2 separate regions of the Homo sapiens genome follow, and region 2 is linked to region 1. Evidence: read pairs that join two places in POLR2A ChIA-PET (ENCODE). Cell type or tissue: PC-9. All regions are shown on one strand.

Region 1 (8,000 bases):
TGGCACCTTGGAGGTGGGCAGGCAGGCAGCCTCCAGCATGGGCTCTGCCTGCCATCCACCTTCCTCAACAGGTGCTTTCTTACCTAGCGCTTCCTTAATTACAGAACAGAGGATAAGGGAGCCAGTGATTCATAATTTCGTTGCTGACTTAAATTTTCATAAGGTAAGGGGAAAAAATAACATAGCTAGAGGAGGGAAAGGTATTTATAGAACTTCATAGTGATTCAGAGATATTAATAACACCTGGGACTCATCAAGTGCCATTGCCACAAAATGCTTTAATAAACAAAATAACTCAAGCTCACCATGTGCATGGAGAGAGAAAGCACAGCATTTGTCAGTCACCCACCCTCAGTTCCCAGAGTCACACTGTGATGTGCTCACCTCTATGGAGCAAACCTCTACAGCAGGCACATTCTGAGTATAGAACATTTGATCATTGCAAACCCCTCCAACAGTTAGTGTTTTTACCCGCCTGTTAAAGATAACAAATGGGGGTAAGAATATGAAGAAACTCATCTAAGGTCAATCAGCTGCTAAGTGGAGGATCTGATTCCCACCGAGGCCTGGCAGACCCAGAACCCCAGCTGGTGCACTTTGCTATCTAAAAGTCTCCGAAAGATTGAAGCATGAGCACAGGACACAGCAGGGACGAGAACAGGAGACTCTCACTTCCGGGGCTCCCATGCTCTGATGTAACACGAAATGTGGCAGAGAGAGACCTAAAAGGAGGGGTAAAAATCAGGGCTCTGGTCAGTATTCTGACACCCATCGCTTGAGTGATCTTGACTGGGCAAAACAGAAGAGGTTGCTAAGCCTCCACATTCCCATCTGTAAAATGAGGGGGCCACTGGAGTCTTCCAGTCAGTCCATGATGCAATGTTGGGTATCAGACTTACAGTCTCGCCATAAACAACTACAAAACTGAGAGAAAAATGGAAGCAACTCTTTTCAGCCATTGTACAACAGATAGTGTGGGGCTGTGGCCCTTGAAAGAAGAACACATGGAATGATGTCACATTTATGCCAGATTCCTGCCTGAGAGCATATTCTAAATTGTGACATGAAAGTGGAACCGAACTAGACAGCAGCATTCTGCCTGAGTGGAGAAAAAATATTAGTTCAGTGCTGATGAGGCAGCTGGAAATTGAGAGAGAGGATACCAAAGAAGAGGAAGGATGCAAGAAACCTGTTATCCAGAAATTTGTATAATGACGTCTTGAGTCTACGGACAAATACTAAACTACACGTGTAAACATGAAATTCCACAAGGCCTGAGACAGAACAACTTCTGGGAACTGAGAAATGCATGGAGATTCCAGAGAAGGCATAGTGCTTGGAAACTTTGGAGGTCTGATCAGCCCGAGGGAAGAAACCCTGCTACAGATGGAAGAATTCTAGGTATTCAGTTAAGATTGCAGAAAAGCTATGCTCCAAAGTAGGGGCTACTGCAGCCTGAGCTACCAAAGCCTAAAACCAACCTGTTTTGCCAGTAAATTAACTTCCTGCCAAAATAAGACTCAACATTCTTTCAAGGAAAAAAATTTAATTTAGGCCCTCAACAATATTGCATTCACAATGTAGAGCACACAATAGAAATTCACTACAAAAATAAAGAAGTAGGAAATATGATCTAATACTGGAGAAAACAATTGATAGAAACAGATACTGAGATGACACAGATAATGGAATTAACAGACAAGAAATCTTAAAGGGCTGTTACCTATTTATTCAAGGATTTATAAAGAAAATGTGGATATAAGAAACAGAACTCTCAACAGATAAGTTAATATTTTCATTGTATGTAATTATAGTCTCAGAAGGAAAGGCAAGAGATTTTACAGCAAAACGTATTGAAAATATACTGACAGAATTTTTTCCAGATTTGATGGAATATGTCAAACTAACAAGTTCAGATTCAACGGATTCAACAAATCCTGAGTATTATAAACAAAAAAAGACTACATCTTGGGATATCTCAGTAAAACGTCTGAACACCAAAGACAGAGAAAATTTTTAAATCAGTCAGAGAAATGAGACAAAATGTATAGAGGAGAACAATAAGAGTAACTGAAATTGGAAAGACTTATTTAAAGTGCTAAAGAAAAAAAAAGCAATCTAGAATTCTTCCAGCAAATATAACTTTAAGAAATAAAGTGAAAGAGATTTTCAAACTAAACAGAAGCTGAAAAAATTTGTTGATATACTGTACTACCAGAAATGTTGAAGAAAATTCATTTGACTTAAGAGAAATGAAAAAAAAATAAAAATATACAATGCGGTTGGTAGAATGTTTAGAATTAAAATGTAGGAAAAATAGCACAAAGATGGGAAGGATAAAAATGGAAGAATATTATTATTGAATTTTTACATTTTACAGGAAGTATAATGCTAAGTAAAGATTGACTGGGATAAGTTAAGGATATATACTTTAATCTCTAGTGAAACCACTATAAAACCCAAAGTCAACCCAAAGAGTAGATATAATGAAATACTAAAATTTATTCAATTAATTCAAAAGAAGGGAGGAAAGGGGGTGGAACAACCAAAGAATGGATGGGATAAATAGAAAACAAGTAGGAAAGTTGGTTAAACGTTTCAATTAAAAAGTGGAGCTTGTCAGACTGGATAAAAAGAAGAGATTGGATCATATGCTATTTACTAGACACACACTTTAAAACCAAAGGTACAGAGGAATTAAAAGTAAAAGATAGAGAAAAATATATCTTTTAATCACCAATTATAAGAAAACATGAGTAGTTATTAATATAATGTGGGGAAAAGAAAGAAAGATCAGATTGTTACTGTGTCTGTGTAGAAAGAAGTAGACATAAGAGATGCCATTTTGTTCTGTACTAAGAAAAATTCTTCTGCCTTGAGATGCTGTTAATCTGTAACCCTACCCCCAACCCTGTGCTCCCAGAAACATATGCTGTGTCGACTCAAGGTTTAGTGGATTTAGGGCTACGCAGGATGTGCTTTGTTAAACACATGCTTGAAGGCAGCATGCTTATTAAGAGTCATCACCACTCCCTAATCTCAATTACCCAGGGACACAAAACACTGTGGAAGGCCGCAGGGACCTCTGCCTAGGAAAGCCAGGTATTGTCCAGGGTTTCTCCCCATGTGACAGTCTGAAATATGGCCTAGTGGGAAGGGAAAGACCTGACCGTCCCCCAGCCCAACACCCGTAAAGGGTCTGTGCTGAGGAGGATTAGTAAAAGAGGAAGGCATGCCTCTTGCAGTTGAGATAAGAGGAAGGCATCTGTCTCCTGCTTATCCCTGGGCAATGGAATGTCCCGGTGTAAAACCCAATTGTATATTCCATCTACTGAGATAGGAGAAAACTGGCTTAGGGCTGAAGGTGAGACATGCTGGTGGCAATACTGCTCTTTAATGCACCGAGATGTTTATGTATGTGCACATCAAAGCACAGCACCTTTTTCTTAACCTTGTTTATGACACAGAGACATTTGTTCACCTGTTTTCCTGCTTACCCTCTCCCCACTATTACCCTATCGTCCTGCCACATCCCCCTTTCCAAGATGGTAGAGATAATGATCAATAAATACTGAGGGAACTCAGAGACCAGTGCTGGCGCGGGTCCTCCGTATGCTGAGTGCCAGTCCCCTGGGTCCACTTTTCTTTCTCTATACTTTGTCTCTGTGTCTCTTTCTTTTCTCAGTCTCTCGTCCCACCCGACAAGAAACACCTACAGCTGTGGAGGGGCAGGCCACCCCTTCAATTTAAGTCACTTATAAGTCAATATAATATGTCAAGGCAAACTTCAAAACCTATTGCTAGAGATAAAGAGATAAAATGAAAAAAAGGTCAATTCATCAAGACATAAAAATCCTATTTGTGTATACTCTTAATAAAAGAGCATCAGAATACCTTCAGAAAAAAATGGACAGCACTAAAGAGAGAAATAGACAAATTCAAAATCATAGTTATATATGTTTATACTCATCTGTGAATAATTAATAGAAAAAAGACAAAAAATTTAAATAACAATGTCAACATTTAATTGGCATTTATAGAACACAATGTCTGACTCCATACACATTCATTTCAGGCACACATGAAGCATTCACTAAGATGGATGATATATGGGGCCATTTAAAAAAGTCTTGATACATTTTAAAGTGTTGAAATCATAAGGATCATCTTCCTTGACTACAACAGAATGAAATTGAAGAGTAATATTAAAATAATGTCCTAAATCTCCAAATATTTGGAAGTGAAGCTACATATTTCTAAATATTCTATATGTCAAAGAAGAAGTCACAAGGGAAATTAGAAATATTTTAAAATAAATAATAAAATATTAAATATTAAAATTTGTGGCATGCAGCTAAAGGAATGCTTAGAGGGAAATATATAATATTAAATAATTACATGAGAAAAAAGGATTTAAAACTGACAGTATAAGATGCTACATCAAGAAGTTGGGGGAAAAAAAGATTTAACAGAAAAAATTAGAAAAAATTAATAAAAATAGGAAAAGAACATAATGAAAGGAAAAACAATAGGAAAATCAATAACATAAAAAGTTGTTTTTTTAAAAAATATTAATAATATTGGTAACTCCATAACAAGACTCATTTTAAAAGAGAGAGAGAAAAATTGCCAATCTCAGGAATTTAAGAGGAGCCATCACTATAAGCCCTACAGGCATTAAAAAAATAGAGGAAATTTATACCAAAAATTCAATATAAACATATTGATATTTTAAATATATAAAATTAATCAATTCCTTGAAAGACATACAATTAAACTGAACTAAAAAGAAATAGAAGAATCGAATTTCCCCTTATTTTCTAAAGACATTGAACTTGTAACTAAAAGCTTTCCTTCAAAGAAAACTCCACACTCACATGGCTTCATGGTTCAATTATACCAAGAATCTAAGGATGAAATAACACACATGATTTACATGTATAAATAAGATTTTACACAAAGTTTTTTTAGAAAATAAAAGGGTAAATATTCTCTAACTCAATTTACCTGGATACCAAAGTCATATAAGTATACTACAAAAAAGGAAAATATTAGACAGAAGATACCAAAGCAAGTTTCAGAGCAGGAGTAGAAGTTTACAAGAAAGTAAACTTGTATCTCCCTTTCAGTCAAACTCCCATCTATTCTGCCCACAAAAAGCATCAAGGCTGTAGACTAAATATGTCTCCCCCAACATTTATGTATTAAAACCTAATTCCCAATGTGATGGAGGAGGTGAGGCCTTTGGGAGGTGATAAAGTCATGAGGTTCTTCATCCCTTCCTCCATGTGAGGACACAGGGAGAAGGTGCCAGCTATGCACCAGGAAGCAGGATCTCGTCAGACACAGAATCTGCCAGCACTTTGATTTTGGACTTCCCAGCCTCTACAACTATGAGAAATAAGTTTCTGTTTGTAAGCCAACCAGTGTGTGGCATTCTGTTATATAACAATCATAACAGACTAAGACAATCACTGATTGACAATCACCATAGATTTGTTGTGCCTGTTCTAGAACTTCATATAAATGAAATCACATAGAATATACTCTTTTGTATCTCGCTTCTTTTGTTCACCATAATGCTTTGAGATTTATGCATTTTGTTGAGTCTATTTGTAGCTTATTCCTTTTATCACTGAGTACTATTGCTTTGTATGAATATTGTAGATATCATTCATTCATTTGATGGACATTTCAATTGTTTCTAGTTTTTGACTATAATGGATAAAACTGGTATGAACATTCTGTGCTTGTCTTTTTTTGTGTGTGGACATATGTTTTTTATTTCTCTTGTTATAATACCTAGAAATGGCATTTGCTGGAGCATAAGAGAAATATATGTTTAACTTTTATAAGAAACTGTCAAAGAGTTTCCCAAAGTAGTTCAATCATCTTACACTCCCATCAGTCATGAATGAAAGTCCCAGTTGCTCTGCCTTCTTTCCAGTCACCAGTGTTGTAAGACTTGGTAATTATAGCCATTATAGTGGGTAAGTAGTGGTATGTCACTATGGTTTAATTTGCACTTCCCTGATGACTAAAGATGTTGAACAGTTTTCACATGTTTATTGACCATCTGTATATCTTTCTTTGTAAAGTATCTGTTCAAGACTTTTGCTTCTTTTAAAAAAATGGAGTTTGTTTTTTTAATATTGAGTCATAGGAGTTCTTTATATATACTAGAAACAGTACTTTTGTCAGATATATGGATTGGGACTATTTTTTCCAGTCTATGGTGCTTTTTTTGGAGCAGAAGTTTTTTGTTTTGATGACGTTCAATTTCAACATATCTTTGCCTACCCCCAGGTCGTGATATTTTTCTATGCTTTATTCTAGAAGTCTTATAGTTTTATCACTTATATTCAGATCTGCAATCCACTTTTAATAGGTTTTGTATATGATGTGTAGTAGGGATCCAGCTTATCCCCACCACATAAATGTTCAGTTTTAGCACCATTTAATAAAAAACTTCCTTTCCCTATTACATTGCTTTTCTGTTGTTAAAAATCAGTTGACCATACATGCGTTTGTCTATATCTGGATTATATTTTGCTTCATTTGTCTATTTGTCAATTTATATGTTACTATCATACCATTTCAATTCTGTAGCTTTATAGTAAGTCTTCAAATCAAGTAGTATATACCCTCCAACTTATTTTTAAAATTGTTCTCCCTATTTTAGGTCCTTTTGATTTCCATATGAATTATAGACTTGGTTCATCAATTTCTACCAAACAAAAACAAAACCAAAAAATTGCTGGGTTAGGGAGAAATGACATCTCAATAATCTTGAACTTTCCAATCCATGAACATATTATCTCCATTTATTTAGATATTCTTTAATTTCTCTCAGTAATGTTTTGAGGCTTTCAGTGTGGAGCTCTTGTGCATCTTTTGTTAAATTTATGCCAAAGTATTTGGGTGATGGACTTTGGGGACTCAGGGGCAAAGGGTGGAAAGGGGGTTAGAGATAAAAGACTACAAATGGGGTTCAATGTACACTGCTCAGGTGATGGGTGCACCAAAATCTCAAAAATTACCACTAAAGAACTTACTCATGTAACCAAATGTCACCCGTTCCCCCCAAAACCTATGGAAAATAAAAAATAAGTAAAATAAAATTTTGAATACATCGAAAAAAAGAGAAAAAAATTAAAAAAAAATAAAGTCACTAAATGCTGGAAAGCTTGAGTCTTGAGAGTTATTTAGGAGAAGATCTATACCCAGGCAGCCATCCACGAAGCCTGCTGATCTCAAAGGCTGGGAGGCAAAGTCTGTTGAAGCTGAGATTTGCTCCCCAAGAATATTACAAAGTAGGCCTCTGCTGGAACAGCAGGGAGGGTGGTCAGCTGCAAAAGAAAGAAGGACAGGGCTGAGAGGAGCTCAAGAGGGAACAAGGTCCAGAGTTCAGGCAGTAGGTAGTGTGTGAGAAGAGGCTCAGCATTCTGGGTAAGGAGTGGATTCCAGCAAGAAAGCCTGACCTGTCAAACAGACTACATCCTCCCCAGGTAATTTTAACAAAATACACAGTCCGCACATCCAGGAGAGACAAAGGAACAGAATGTAGCAGTAAGAATGGAGATCTTTCAAATATGATTTATTCACCTCTAATGCACAGAGCAGCCCAAATGCAGGTGAAGTGGCTAAGAGCTGAAACCACTGATGAAGAATTTATTGGAGTGGTTTGCAAGACAGGCCCAGGATGTGCAAACCCATTTATTTTCCAATTTGTAAATCAAAATGTTCTGAGTCAGGTAGGAGAGTTAAGTCTGATGCTAAGAACTGCATGGTATAAATCAAAACAAAATTTACTATCAGGAGTTTAGAGATTCAAGTGTGAACTCAGTTTATCTCCTGTTTCCTCCAATAGCAAGGCGCTTGCTCTTGTGGCTCCCGGCCTCCAGTGTTACTCTCTCTGTTTCCCTGTGGATGGCCACTGTGGTGCTTCACACATCCCTACCCAGACCCAGTAGGGTCTCTGAGCTCTGAGCTCAAGGATG
Region 2 (8,000 bases), 140 kb after region 1:
AACCTGAGACTCAGAGTCCTTGTCAGAAAAACAGTGCAAATGATGCTTACCTTGCCAAGTTTGTAGAATTACCAGTAAAGGACGCGTGTTAGGCCTAACAAAAGTGATTGCTTTTATTACTGTTGATAGGAGAGAGGAGGCTGGAAAGCAAGGAGGACGAAGAGGTTACTAAAATATGTTCCATGTAGTTCACCAATTAGAGATTCAATTTGGTTTACCAGCAAACCCAAGGCCGGCCGTGGAGAACCGGGCCAGGGCTGGAGGGCAGGCAGCTGTGGAAGCTAATCAGAGGCAAAATGGAAAATTATTGGGAGCATGCTTATCTCCACCCTCTCCTGCAGTCCCTGGCTTCTGGTTTGCTTTGTTGATAGCCCTTCCTAGGATATTTTCATCTGAAGCTTTTCTTGGTACTTAAGCTGTAGGTTCTGTTGATCAAGACTGCTAGTGGCAATCAAGCGCTCTTTAAAAATGTAGTGGAGAGGACAAACACCTCTCCTCTTTGAGGGGCATTGGTCTATTCTGTGGTGGGTCACTTTCCAGGATCAAAGCCATCAATCTGTCTTTCCACCATAGTACGAGTTACTTGAAACTAGTGCCGAGCGTGTTGGAATTCACCTGGGGTGCCTTTTATGCTTTGCACTCTAAGATATTGCTTCCTCCTGCCATCTAGGAGAGATGGATATTGCAAGGCAATGGTGTCCTTCACCCTGATATTAGGAGGGGTCACCTGGGTGGCCCTGAAAACACTTCAACCAACATCACTCTGATTTTTTAAAATATATTTTGGGATTCCATTTATTATTTGCAAAGGCGATTTCTCTGCTACCATTTGCCTTCCACGCTCCCTGAAAGTAAATCTTGAAAACCAAGTTCTAAGAGAATGGCAATGGCAGTTTGATGTTTAGGGGGAAGGAAAAGCAGAGGAACCCCCTGGAGCCAAGGCAGGCCTGGGTGAGGGTGGAGACGAGAGAGGGAAAGGAAGGCATCGTCAGGCATGGGAGTACCAGGATGGAAATGGGAGCAGTGGTGGGGGCTGAAGCTGAGAGGTTGGACCCTAGGACTCAATTTGTGGACTTTGTTGCTTTGCTGAAGGCCGTGGCAGATAATGTTCCCAGACCACTGAAAATCATCCAGGCTTCCAGAAAACACAGGCCCATCTAAAGACAGACAGGTGACGAGGTGACAGAACCTAGTGGCGTGATTCTTCTAGCCTCTTCTGAGCCAAAAATGACATGCACAATTTTATGAATGATATTTGTGCCCCTTGGTGATAAAATATTAAGAGCTCGAGGTCATCTGAAAATTATTGGTTTTTTGTTTATAAAAGTACATAGTTTTTGGAAAAGATAGAAAAGAAGGAAAAAACCCCACAATTTCAAGATATATTTTCCGTTCAGTGTTTTTTCTATGCATTGAAATATTTTTATATTAGTTTATCTTAAAAAGCACATGGATATAATCTTGTAAAAATTTTCAAATAGCACAGAACCATTTCTAGTAGAAAGAAAAAAAATTCCCTTCATCCTTGTGGCCTACCCATAATCATCGCCCTATCTTTTATTTGCCTAGCAGAAACTGGATTTTGTACAGTAGACTGCCAACCCACACCTGCCTCTGGAGGTTTATCAGATTGGCCACTCAACCCTGGTGAGGGTGGGGCTGCTGCCCTTGCCAGTGACTGGCTCAGGGTGAGCATGCGGACCCTGTTCTAGCCAATAAAATGTGAGGGTGGGCCACTGGGAGGCTTCTGGGAAAGTTTCCCTGCTCTCAAAAGAGACAAGGAAGGAAACAGTCCTTTCCTTCCACTAGATACTGTGATATGTGGCCATAATGCCTGCAAACTGGGCAGCCATCAGCCACCAGAGGGGCTGGGCCAGGTCTCAGCTGACCTGCGGAAGAATGCAAAGGTGAAGAAGGGCAGGGGGCGGGGAGGTCTCCGTGGTGCCCTTGACTTTCTGAATTACACAAAGAAGAGTCTGTTTTTGAACATGTGTGAGATCATGAAACCATTACCAGATGAAGCAAACTGAGCTAGTTTTTCTGTTGTAGCCAAAAGCATCCCATAACTCTCCACCTTTCTCAGGAGGTAATGACTGATAACCATGGGGCATGTTCTGCTAGTCATTTTTGGCGCATTTACATATACACACACATATGTACACTTTTAAAAACTAAGGCCGGGTGCACTGACTCACGCCTGTAATCCCAGCACTTTGGGAGGCCGAGGCGGGCGGATCACGAGGTCAGGAGTTCGAGACAATCCTGGCCAACATGGTGAAACCCTGTCTCTACTAAAAATATAAAAATTAGCTGGGCATGGTGGCACATGTCTGTAATCCTGGCTACTCAGGAGGCTGAGGCAGGAGAATCACTTGAACCAGCGAGTCGGAGGTTGAAGTGAGCCAAGATCCTGCCACTGCACTCCAGCCTGGCAACAGAGCAAGACTTTGTCTCAAAAAAATAAAATTAAACTAAAAAATAAAAACAAAAACTGAACTCATTTTATGTATATTATTTAGCAACTTAATATGGCATGGATTTTTAATGACATACCTTTTTCTTTATTTTTAAAGGCTACAGAGTATTATTCAGAAGTACAAATAGGACGTTATTTAACCCATCCCTATTAATAAATAATCTATTGAGTTGACTGTTACAGTTTTTGTATTAACTTCCTTATCTGTATATCTTTATGTACATTTCAAGATTTTCTAGGTCAGGGATTATTAGGCCTGGGTAAAGGCACACCTGTTTGAAATATTGATAGATGCTGCCAAATTGGGGGCTAAAAAAAGCTATGCCTGTTAACCTCCCCATCTACAGTGTGTAAGGCCGCCTTGTCTCCATATCTTAACTAACACAAGATATTTTCCAGCTTTTAAATCTTTTTTGTGCATTTTCACATGTTTGAGGTAGTACCATTTATAGTTTTCTATTCTGATTGTTTTGACGTGAACATAAGCATTTTTCCATGACATAAACAATTTAAATTAAATTTTATTGGCTACATAATAGTTATACTTGTTTTGGGAGTGTATCGATGGTACATGAAGACGCAAAGGGAAATATTTGAAATAGAGGTTGTCTATGAAAATTAAGTGGCTATGATCGACCTTGCAGTAAACCTGAAAGATTTTCTGGAAATGGTGTTGGGAGACACACCCCTCCAGTGATATGTTTCCAAGAAAACCCTGAGGAGATGACCTTCCAGGCCTTTCTCAATCCAGTCAGATGGTAGGCTGCCCCAAGCATTTCTAAGAAGCTTTGTTGCTTTTAGAATCCATCAGATTTACAGTCAGACAGGTTCTAAATTCAGTTCTCTGAATGTACAGTAGTTACGTAAACACTTCGTACATTGCATGAGACAGCTGAAAAGTAAATTTGCTGTATTCTTTTAATTTTTTCGACTTTTATTTTAGATTCAGGGGATACATGTGCAGGTTTGTTACCTGGGTATATTGCATGATACTGAGGTGTGGGGTATGAATGATCCTATCACCCAGGTACTGATGTAGTACCCAATAGTTAGGTTTTCAGTCCTTATCCCCTGGCTCCCTGCTCCCTCCAGTAGTCTTCAGTACCTGTTGTTGCCATCTTTATGTCCACAAGTACCCAATGTTTAGCTACCACTTATAAGTGAGAACATGCAGTATTTGGTTTTCTATTTCTGCATTAATTCACTTAGGATAATGGCCTCCAGCTGCATCCACGTTGCTGTAAAGGACATGGCTTCATTCTTTTTATGGCTGCATAGTATTCCATAGTATATATGTAACACATTTTCTTTATCCAGTTCACTGTTGATGGGCATCTAGGTTGATTCCATGTCCAGTAGACATGGACATGGAATCACGATTGCTATTGTGAATAGTGCTGTGATGAACATGTGAATGCATATATCTTTTTGGTAAAATGATTTGTTTTCTTTTGGATAGATACTACTATCAGTAGTGGGATGGCTGGGTCAAATTAGTAGCTCTGTTTTAAGTTCTTTGAGAAAGCTCCAAACTGCATTCCACAGTGGCTGAACTAATTTACATTCCAGTCAACAGTGCATTAGTGTTCTCTTGTCTCCACAGTCTCTCCAGCATGTGTTTTTTGACTTTTTAGTAATAGCCATTCTGGCTGGTGTGAGATGGTACCTTATTGAGGTTTTGATTTGCATTTATCTGATGATTAGTGATATGGAGCATTTTTTTCATGTTTGTATGTCTTCTTTTGAGAAGTGTCTGTTCATGTATTTTGCCTATTTTTAAATATGGTTTTTGTTTTTTTTGCTTGTTCAGTTGTTTAAGTTCCTTATAGATTCTGGATATTAGACCTTTGTTGAATGAATAGTTTGTAAATATGTTCTCCCATTTATGTAGGTTGTCTGTTTACTCTGTTGATAGGTTCTTTTTCTGTGCAGAAGCTCTTTAGTTTAATTAGGTCCCACTTGTTAATTTTTGTTTTTGTTGCAATGGCTTTTGAGGACTTTCTTTCCCAAGGCCAGTGTCCAGACTGATGTTTCCTAGGCTTTTCTCTAGGATTCTTATGATTGAAGTCTTACATTTAAATCCTTAATTCATCTTCAGTTAATTTTTGTATATGGTGAAAGGTAGGGGTCCAGTTTCATTCTTCTGCATATGGCTAGCTAAATATCCTAGCCCCATTTACTGAAGAGAGAGTCCTTTCCCCATTGCTTATTTTTGTCAACTTTGTTGATGCTCAGATGGCTGCAGGTGTGTGGCTTTATTTCTGAGTCCTCTCTTCTATTCCATTGGTATATGTGCCTGTTTTTGTACCAGTACCATGCTGTTTTGGTTACTGTAGCCTTATAGTATAGTTAGAAGTTGGGTAATATGATGTCTCCAGCTTCGTTCTTTCTGCTTAGGATTCCTTTGGCTATTCAAGCTCTTTTTTGGTTCCCTATGAATTTTAGAAGAGTTTTTTCTAGTTCTGTGAAAAATGACATTGGTTGTTTGATAGGAATAGCACTGAATCTGTAGATTGCTTTGGGCAGTATGAGCATTTTAATAATATTGATTCTTCCAATCCATGAGCATGGAATGTTTCTCCATTTGTTTCTGTCATCTATGTTTTCTTTTAGAAGTGTTTTATAGTTCTCATTGTAGAGATCTTTCACCTCTTTGGTTAGCTGTATTCCTATGTATTTTATATTTTAATGGCTGCTGCAAATGGAACTGTGTGTGTTTTGTTGTTTTTTTTTTTTTTTTGAGACAGAGTCTCATTCTGTCGCCCAGGCTGGATTGCAGTGGCGCAATCTCAGCTCACTACAACCTCAGCCTCCTGAGTAGTTGGGACTACAGGCACGCACCACCATGCCTGGCTAATTTTTGTATTTTTAGTAGAGATGAGGTTTTGCCATGTTGGCCAGGCTGGTCTCGAACTCCTGACCTCAAGTGATCCGCCCGCCTGATCCCAGCACTTTGGAACTGTGTTCTTGATTTGGCTCTCAGTTTGGACGTTATTGGTGTGAAATAATGTAGAAATGCTACTAATTTTTGCACATTGATTTTGTATCCTGAAACTTTATCGAAGTCATTTGTCAGTTCTAGGGGCCTTTTGGTGGAGTTTTTCGGGGTTTTCTAGCCATAGAATCATATCAGCAGCAAAGAGAGAGAGTCTGACTTCTTCGTTTCCTATTTGGATGCCTTTACTTTCTTTCTGTTGCCTGATTACTCTGACTAGCACTTCCAGTACTATGTTGAATAGAAGTGGTGAGAGTGGGCATCCTCATCTTGTTCCAGTTATCCAGGGGAATGCTCTTAAAACATTTTCAATTCTGCTAGAGAAGAGAGGAAGGCAAATGAAATGGATAAAACTCATAAGAAATGTTAATCACCCTTCAGGCAAGGGCACATTTGAAAAGCACCACTCTTGGGCATGGACCTCTGATCATCCTTCTACTTCCTCACTCCTAAGTGATAGTGCATAGCCCAGGAACACCCACCACCTGCTGTCCTCCAATAGGAAAGGAAAAGGCAAGATGACAAAAGAAAAAACCTTCTCAGAGTCAACAGACCACACAAGAAAAAGATACCTTGAAAGCAAAAACAACCTATCAGTAGACTTCCTGGGGACATCATGAGGCAGCCAGCATAGCTCTTTGGTCTTTGTTGCATGCATTGAGGCATCCCAAATATCCTAACGCGAATAGAATTGTTAGTCATCAGACTACGTGCAATAACATGACAGGTGGTAGAAGAAACTTTGAGACCACGAAGAAATGAGAATGCCTCTATTTTTTATTAATTTTTATGAATGCCTATATTTTTTGGCATACAAATGCAAACATTTGTTTTCTCCTTAATTCAGATGGGTTAACTCCATTTCTTTTTATTTTATTTTTATACTATAAGTTCTAGGGTACATGTGCACAATGCGCAGGTTAGTTACATATGTATACATGTGCCATGTTGGTGTGCTGCACCCATTAACTCGTCATTTACATTAGGTATTTCTACTAATGCTATCCCTCCCCCTCCCCCGACCCCACAACAGGCCCTGGTGTGTGATGTTCCCTGCCCTGTGTCCCAAGTGTTCTCATTGTTCAGTTCCCACCTATGAGTGAGAACATGCGGTGTTTGGTTTTCTGTCCTTGGATAGTTTGCTCAGAATGATGGTTTCTAGCTTCATCCAACCCAGCAGCTAGTCATGGTTCTCCGACATGGGCTGGAGTCCTTTTGGAGTATTTTCACAAATAGTCCCCGTCAGTAGAAGTCAGATCTGTCTTTAGTGTTGTATAGAAACATCCATCCATTATTTTTTCAATCTCAGAACTTGATGGCTTCAATTTTCCATTATCCATCATGGAGGGTGAAGACCTTTTAGAAGCAGACAGCATCATACGTCCACATAGGTCACGGGACAAACAGTGCTGATCACTGCCTGTTGACAAAGTGTTGACAGTAAGGGAGGGGAGGAAACATTTTCTTGTAGCTAGAGAGGTTTTTTGAGGAGGTGGGTTGGAGTGAGGACAAGGGGAAGCCAGTCTGGCTGCTACATTGACCTACCAAATCTTGTGTTTGGGCTGGGCACAGTGGCTCATGCCTGTAATCCTAGCACTTTGGGAGGCTGAGGCAGGTGGATCACCTGAGGTCAGGAGTTCAAGACCAGCCTGGGCAACATGGTGAAACCGCTTCTGTACTAAAAATACAAAAATTAGCCGGGTGTGGTGATGGCTGTAATCCCAGCTACTCGGAAGGCTGAGGCAGGACAATCACTTGAACCCAGGAGGCGGAGGTTGCGGTGGACTGAGATTGCGCCATTGCACTCCAGCCTGGGTGACAAAGCAAGACTCTGTCTCAAAAAATAAATAAATAAAAATAAAAATAAATTGTGTGTTTGCCACGTCAGCACTTCAGTTTGTGTTGTCTACGAAAGACATGGCATACAGTATCATAAGTTACTGCAAAAGATGCCTAATTCCCTGGAGATCAAGATCTAATAACAAATACGAGGAAAACTTTAAACCCCAAGTTGTGGGGTGTGTGGTAAGGTGGGGGCGGATGTGTCAGCTAGAACCTTGCTGAGAACGATTGCTCTGCAGCTCTGTCATCTCAGCTCATCTAATGACCAAAAGCAGATGGAAGTTTTTGTGTGACCTCTCCAAGGCCTTCTTAATGGTCAGAGAGAATTTTCCTTTTATGGCCTCCCCCCTTTCCCCTTCATAGCATTGTGGGAGAGAGAGATTCATTCACAACCAATTTGCATGGCAATTTTTTAGAGGTTTTATGATCTCTCAAGCAAAATAAAATCTTCTTTACTTTCATTTGATCTGAAAAGGTACCACTTTTGGAAACTGTCCAGGGGAAGCACGGGACCCCTGGATTTGGATCCAGTTCAAGGTGGCCTTGATGAAAATAGACCCCTATCCTGCATTTTACATCTCCTTCCTGGCTTTTCTATTCTCTCAAACCTGCAAACCCATATTCTTTTTGCCTTCGTTTGCTGTCATTTACCCCCTAGCATGCTGATTCTCAGCTGCCAGGGCCCCA

What was found. ChIA-PET counts read pairs that join two places held together with the same protein. Peaks named below come from ENCODE experiments on the same cell type or tissue, not always from the same donor. Only the 100,000 strongest peaks of a DNase experiment are listed, where the experiment ranks them.
Region 2: POLR2A ChIA-PET joins it to region 1 with 10 read pairs; 2 of 35 experiments call an interaction of 5 or more read pairs at or near these places.

Annotation. Positions count from the first base shown.
Region 1 is chr2:100,682,094-100,690,093 of GRCh38, forward strand. No RefSeq gene overlaps it. Among named protein-coding and RNA genes, the nearest start is that of LINC01868, 6.1 kb to the left of the region's middle. In PC-9, no CTCF peak of the experiment used is centred here; no DNase peak of the experiment used is centred here.
Region 2 is chr2:100,823,987-100,831,986 of GRCh38, forward strand. The region is part of intron 1 of NPAS2 (neuronal PAS domain protein 2); the gene reads left to right. Among named protein-coding and RNA genes, the nearest start is that of NPAS2, 7.8 kb to the left of the region's middle. In PC-9, no CTCF peak of the experiment used is centred here; no DNase peak of the experiment used is centred here; H3K27ac peaks cover 1,008 bases.